Regions from separate parts of the Mus musculus genome. Here region 1 is linked to region 2. The links are chromatin loops, found by intact Hi-C in ENCODE. Cell type or tissue: left cerebral cortex. All regions are shown on one strand.

What was found. A loop is a pair of places that touch in the nucleus more often than their neighbours do. Peaks named below come from ENCODE experiments on the same cell type or tissue, not always from the same donor. Only the 100,000 strongest peaks of a DNase experiment are listed, where the experiment ranks them.
Region 1: a loop joins it to region 2, with 2.2 times the contacts of the local background. A loop is called at or near these places in 9 of 42 quality-filtered maps.

What each region holds. Positions count from the first base shown.
Region 1 is chr11:16,862,404-16,864,903 of GRCm38, reverse strand. It overlaps Egfr (epidermal growth factor receptor), which reads right to left. Exons shown (of 28, transcript NM_207655.2): 4 at 1,824-1,958. Among named protein-coding and RNA genes, the nearest start is that of Egfros, 33 kb to the right of the region's middle. In left cerebral cortex, a CTCF peak has its summit at 1,146; no DNase peak of the experiment used is centred here.
Region 2 is chr11:16,751,999-16,754,498 of GRCm38, reverse strand. Egfr (epidermal growth factor receptor) reads right to left here and starts at 2,296. Exons shown (of 28, transcript NM_207655.2): 1 at 1,929-2,296. The coding sequence starts at 2,016. In left cerebral cortex, a CTCF peak has its summit at 1,409; DNase peaks (open chromatin) are centred at 1,652 and 2,323; H3K4me3 peaks cover 2,306 bases; H3K27ac peaks cover 696 bases.

The DNA of each region.
Region 1 (2,500 bases), 110 kb before region 2:
TTATATACATGTGTGCAATTCTCAAATAATAAATAAAATGCTATATTAGGGGAAAAAAGGGTGGCAGTACTGGAATCTCAGCCACTGAAGGCAGGGTCTTTGAAGGAGCAAGCCAATCCTGATCTCTCCTCCTTTCTCTTGTGATTATGGCACCATCATGACACATGGGCTCACCATAGGCTCCAGAACACTATGGCCAACTGACTGTGGAGGAAAGCTGCAAAGCAGCGAGCCCAAGTAAACCTTGCCTGTAAACTAAGGCATTTTTATTCTAGTAACAGAGAGCTAAATATTATTAAATTAATACCTTTTCAGGTCAGAGATCAAATGTTAAAACATTTGAATCTTGTATACTGTTTTTCAACATTCCTTTGTGGGTTTTTCATATATCAATGAGTATAAATTTGCCATTGTAAGGTACTTGATTTTAACTGTGGCAAATTCAGCTCCATAACTCTCCATGTAATATTTTAAATATGTATGACTTAGTTCACCTATTGAACATCAAAAATCTTAAGAACTGCTAACCTTGATTTCATAGGTAATAACAAAAATCCATTGTAAAATACTGTTCAGTTTCTTACATGCTCAATGTCACAGTGTGTAGCTGGTAGGATATATATTTACAAAACAAAAAACTTAATACCCACACTCACAGTAATATTATTCAGAGAGTCAACCCAAGTGCCTATAAAGAGATAAACAAATGGTAGTACAGCCAATAACAAAATATTTTAAGCCTTGAAAAAAAAATTCCTAGCATAAACTACAATACGAATAAATTTTGGGGTCATTTAATCAAATGAAGTAAACCAGACACTAAACCACAAAAAAAGCATACGATTCCACTCTCATGAGGTACCTACAGTAGTCAAATTCATAGGTACATAAAGGAGGTTTGGATTGCCTGGGAGAAAAAGAAAATAGGTCATTACTGTTTAATGAGCTCAGAGTTTCAGATTTGTAAAATTTGAAGATGGTTGGTGGTTATAGCTGCAAAACAGTGTAGACACATAATGCTCCTAGACTGTCACATAAAAAGACCATGGTGTCAGATTTTTCTACATTTTTCAATGCATTAATAAAAATACAGCTATTAAGTTAGAAAGTTTTAGTTGATATTTTTGTGATTCATGTCCCTTCCACTAGAGGTCCAAACTCACCCTGTATGCAGCCCACAATTACAGGAACAGGACAGTAGAAAATGAGGCCATGCTTTATATTCAAGTATTGAAAGGTCAGTACTATTAGGAAGAACAGGTTTGGTGGAGTTTTGTTAAGTGAAAACATGTCATTCCAGAGATGGTGTTAGCAAAGGGCACAGGTTGCATCCCTAAGCTTAGTTGGCCCTCTGCAGGGCCCTCAGTTGCAGGGGGTTGCCTGAGGATTAGGGCATGGATGAGAACATTTAGGAAAATATGGAGAGCCCTCCTTTCTGGTTCTGTGTTAGAATGTTTACACTGATAAGCTGATGAGCAGAGCCCACGTTATCAGGATGACCTCTGTGCCACTGTAAGAGGTGGAATGGGAGATTCCTTGTACCAGCAGACCGCCACTGCAACTTGCACCATAGAGAAATTTCTCTCTGTTCAATAGTTTTATGAAGGTTCTACCATGATGGATGTTGTATTGAACAATGGAAAAATATTTATATTATTGTCTTGCATAAAATCTCCTCCAATGCAAAGAGCATTTGCTTACTACTTACTTTTCTTGTATGTTAATGAATGTGATCTAAAGTTAATATGCTCTCTCCTACCCCAACACTCCATTTCAGCCCACCAGAGGATCTGAAGATAATAAAAGGTAAAAGGCGCGCTTACAACTGCTCGGATGGCTCTGTAAGTCCATTGACATGTTGCTCATAAAGACGTTTTGGACGATGTCCCTCCACTGGATAGTATCCATATTGCAGAGGATGGGGTTGTTGCTGAATCGCACAGCACCAATCAGGATTTCTGCATGAATTGAACCACAGTGATCAGGGCCCTTTGCCTCCTATTAATTCACACAGTACACATGCTTATGTCTTTACATTTCTGATGTTCTGTTTAATGTTTCCAGAGTGCAAATATAGATGCCCCCACCCAAAGACCCTGTAGAAGACCTGCTAGGGATATGTGAAGAATTTCTTCATGAGACTGACCTGAAAGACCTGAAAGACTTAGGATTCTTTGATGACTGTGTTGTGAAATTTACAAATGCAGTAGGGGGGGGGAGGCTTATACAATGTGCACGGCAGGAAAGACAGACATATGATGACTTCTAGTTCTGGAGTCATCTCAGTTGGAGTGGAATGGGTGGGTGATGTGGAGGGGAAGTCATGGCAGAAGGACAAGGTAGAAGGTAAAATCATTTGGAATTTTAAGACCAAAACAGAGTGACTGTCACTGGGTCTAGTTTCAGGTGCCATTGGAGGATTTCCACCAAAGAAGGAAAGAGTCTGAGCGTGATTAGAAACAAGAATTTTATGCATGAGGAAGACTCAAAGAAATACCAG
Region 2 (2,500 bases):
GAAAACAAATCTCCAACCACTAACAGTGTTCATAACAGTAACACCTAACAGCGAAGAAACACAGAGTTAAGCTGAGACAACTGGTGTTCTACAGGGGCTCTAAGGGAAACTGAAAACTAGGGGAGGGAGTCCTATGGGTAGGCACAGATGCCAGGCAACTGACCGATGGGGCCTGGAGCCCTTCAGCTAAGGAAGGTAGGAGAAAAGCTCCACAGTGCTCCATCCCATCTGTGAAAAAAGCAAGCCCTCTTTACCGACTTTATCCCTGCTATTTCCTGTACTGCAAGATTTCCCAGACTCCTGCTCGTTAGAACCGTCGTGGTAGTCTTCCTTTAGATGTTATCAATTTTTCATTTATGCTAGCGAGTCTCAAATCAAATGCTACAAGAGTTTTGAAAATTCTAATTCTCAAGATCGACCCGTGAAATCTGAGTGTATGGAGTGGTAGCTAAACAACGGAGGAGGGGTGTAGTTTGTTTTGCTTGTTGATTTTTAAACCCAAATGATTTCATTGTGTAGTTAAGTTTGGGAAACTGAGCCTTACACCCCCTCCAACAAAAGTGCACGGAGCACCAACCCCCAAGTCCAACTTGGATGCGGATGACATCAACAGCAAGTGCAGACCTGACTCCTGGAACCCGAGCGGCTGGATTTTGAAATTGTGCAATTAAACCTTCCGAGGCATGTTTCTCGTGTCAAGTGGGTTTATGGTCGGATAGTCATGAAGCCAGACTTGTTCATGTTCCGTCTGGACAGTTGGCATGTGTGATCCATGGACATCAATGTTTCTTTTTAATTAGGGGTTATATTTTAGTTGGCCAAATATCAATCACTTGGGGGGGGGGAGGGGTGTGGAAGGAAAGAAAAGAAAAAGAAACCCAAGAGGGAACGTCTCAGCTAACAAGTAAGAAAGTTTGCTACCGGCCTCATTTTGAAACACCAAGGGTGCACTACACCCAAGGGCCCAGCTGTCACAAGGAGGTCAGCCATCCATTGCAAAGGCAAGTGATGCTGCAGCAGCCCAAGCTTCTGGGAAAGGGCAAATTCAGGGATCCCAGGGGAAGTAGCCACCCCGCAACGCTAGCTCCAATCTGGCATGGAGCCTTGGTCCCCAACCAGTGCACCTAGCCTGGCAAGTCTCTGGCATGCTCTATGCCTAAGAGGCGGAATCGACCCACCCCACCCGCCACCCCCACGCCCTCCTTTTTTTTTTCCTAGTGAAGAAGCAAATGACCACTAACACCATCTCTTCCCAGAAGTCCTAGGTGGTTAGTGACAGAGAGATCTCCACACTTCCAGGTCATTGCTGCAACTACACACCCGCGAAAGGGCAAGCCAGAAATCTGCAAGCTACATTGGGACTCAGGCTACCAGGTCCTGAGAGTACCCTGCTGGAGAAGAGAGGAGTTGAGGGAAACCGCGCTCAGGAAACCGCGCGTCTCAGAGGTTCCGACCTTGACCAGGGGCGCGTTGGTTCGCACTCCAGTCCCTCAACTCTCACACTGAGCGGGTGGGACACACCCGACCCGCTTGAGGATCCGGGGTCCCTCCGCTCTCCCTGACAGTACTGGGCGCACGTGCGCCAATGCCCGGCGTCCCGCGCTGTCCCGCACCACGTTTCTGCTCCGAACGCCTACTGAGCGCAGGAAAGTGAGGCAACTAAGTTGGCAGCAGTCAAGAGCCCCGGAGCGCACAGCCGCGGCTCCCACGCTGCCCTGGCAGCCCCTCTGCTCCTAGCCCAGTCTCCCTTCCTTCGGCGGCCCCAGTCTCGCCCATTCCAGACTCCGTCCAGTTCCTCCTATGGTCCCGGCCGCCTTTGGGAGCCAGAAGAGGAGGAGCGGGCGGCTGGGGACTTAGAGTCCCGAGCGGAGGTTGGGACTGGGCGAGCTAGCTCGCAGGGGGCGCGGGCCGGTGGGACACGCCCTTACCTTTCTTTTCCTCCAACGCCCCACCTGCGGCGCAGAGCGCGGTCAGCAACACCAGCAGTGTGGTTCTCGCGGTCCCTGAGGGTCGCATCTCTGACCGGGAGAGGTTGGCTCTGGCTCTCCGGGATTAATCCGAGACAGACGGAGTCCCACGGTTGTGCCCAGTGACTGCGCCGGCAACGACGAGACCCGGACACAGGCTCGCGTCCAGGTGACCTGTCGTCTGTCTGGGAGGCGGTAGCCTCCGGGACTCGATCCAGACGCCCTAGCCCAGGAGGAGCGCACAGTGCGGGAAGAAGAGGAGGGAGGCTGCTGCGCGTTGCGCTGGGGCTGCCCAGACGTCTAGTTAGCTCGGGTCGGGACTGGGGGAGGCTGGGCGGGAGGAGGAGGGACTAAAGAAGGAGGAGGGATCCAGAGGAGCGAAGAGGAGGAGAATGTCAGGAGAGAGGAAGCGCTCTCCGCGAGGATCGAAAGCAGGCAGTGACCGGAAGGTGGTGGTGGATGGCCTTGGCCACCACTAGACAAGGCTCTGGGGGCGAGTTCTGGCTGTGTGCAGCGGGTCAGTGGGTGGCCTT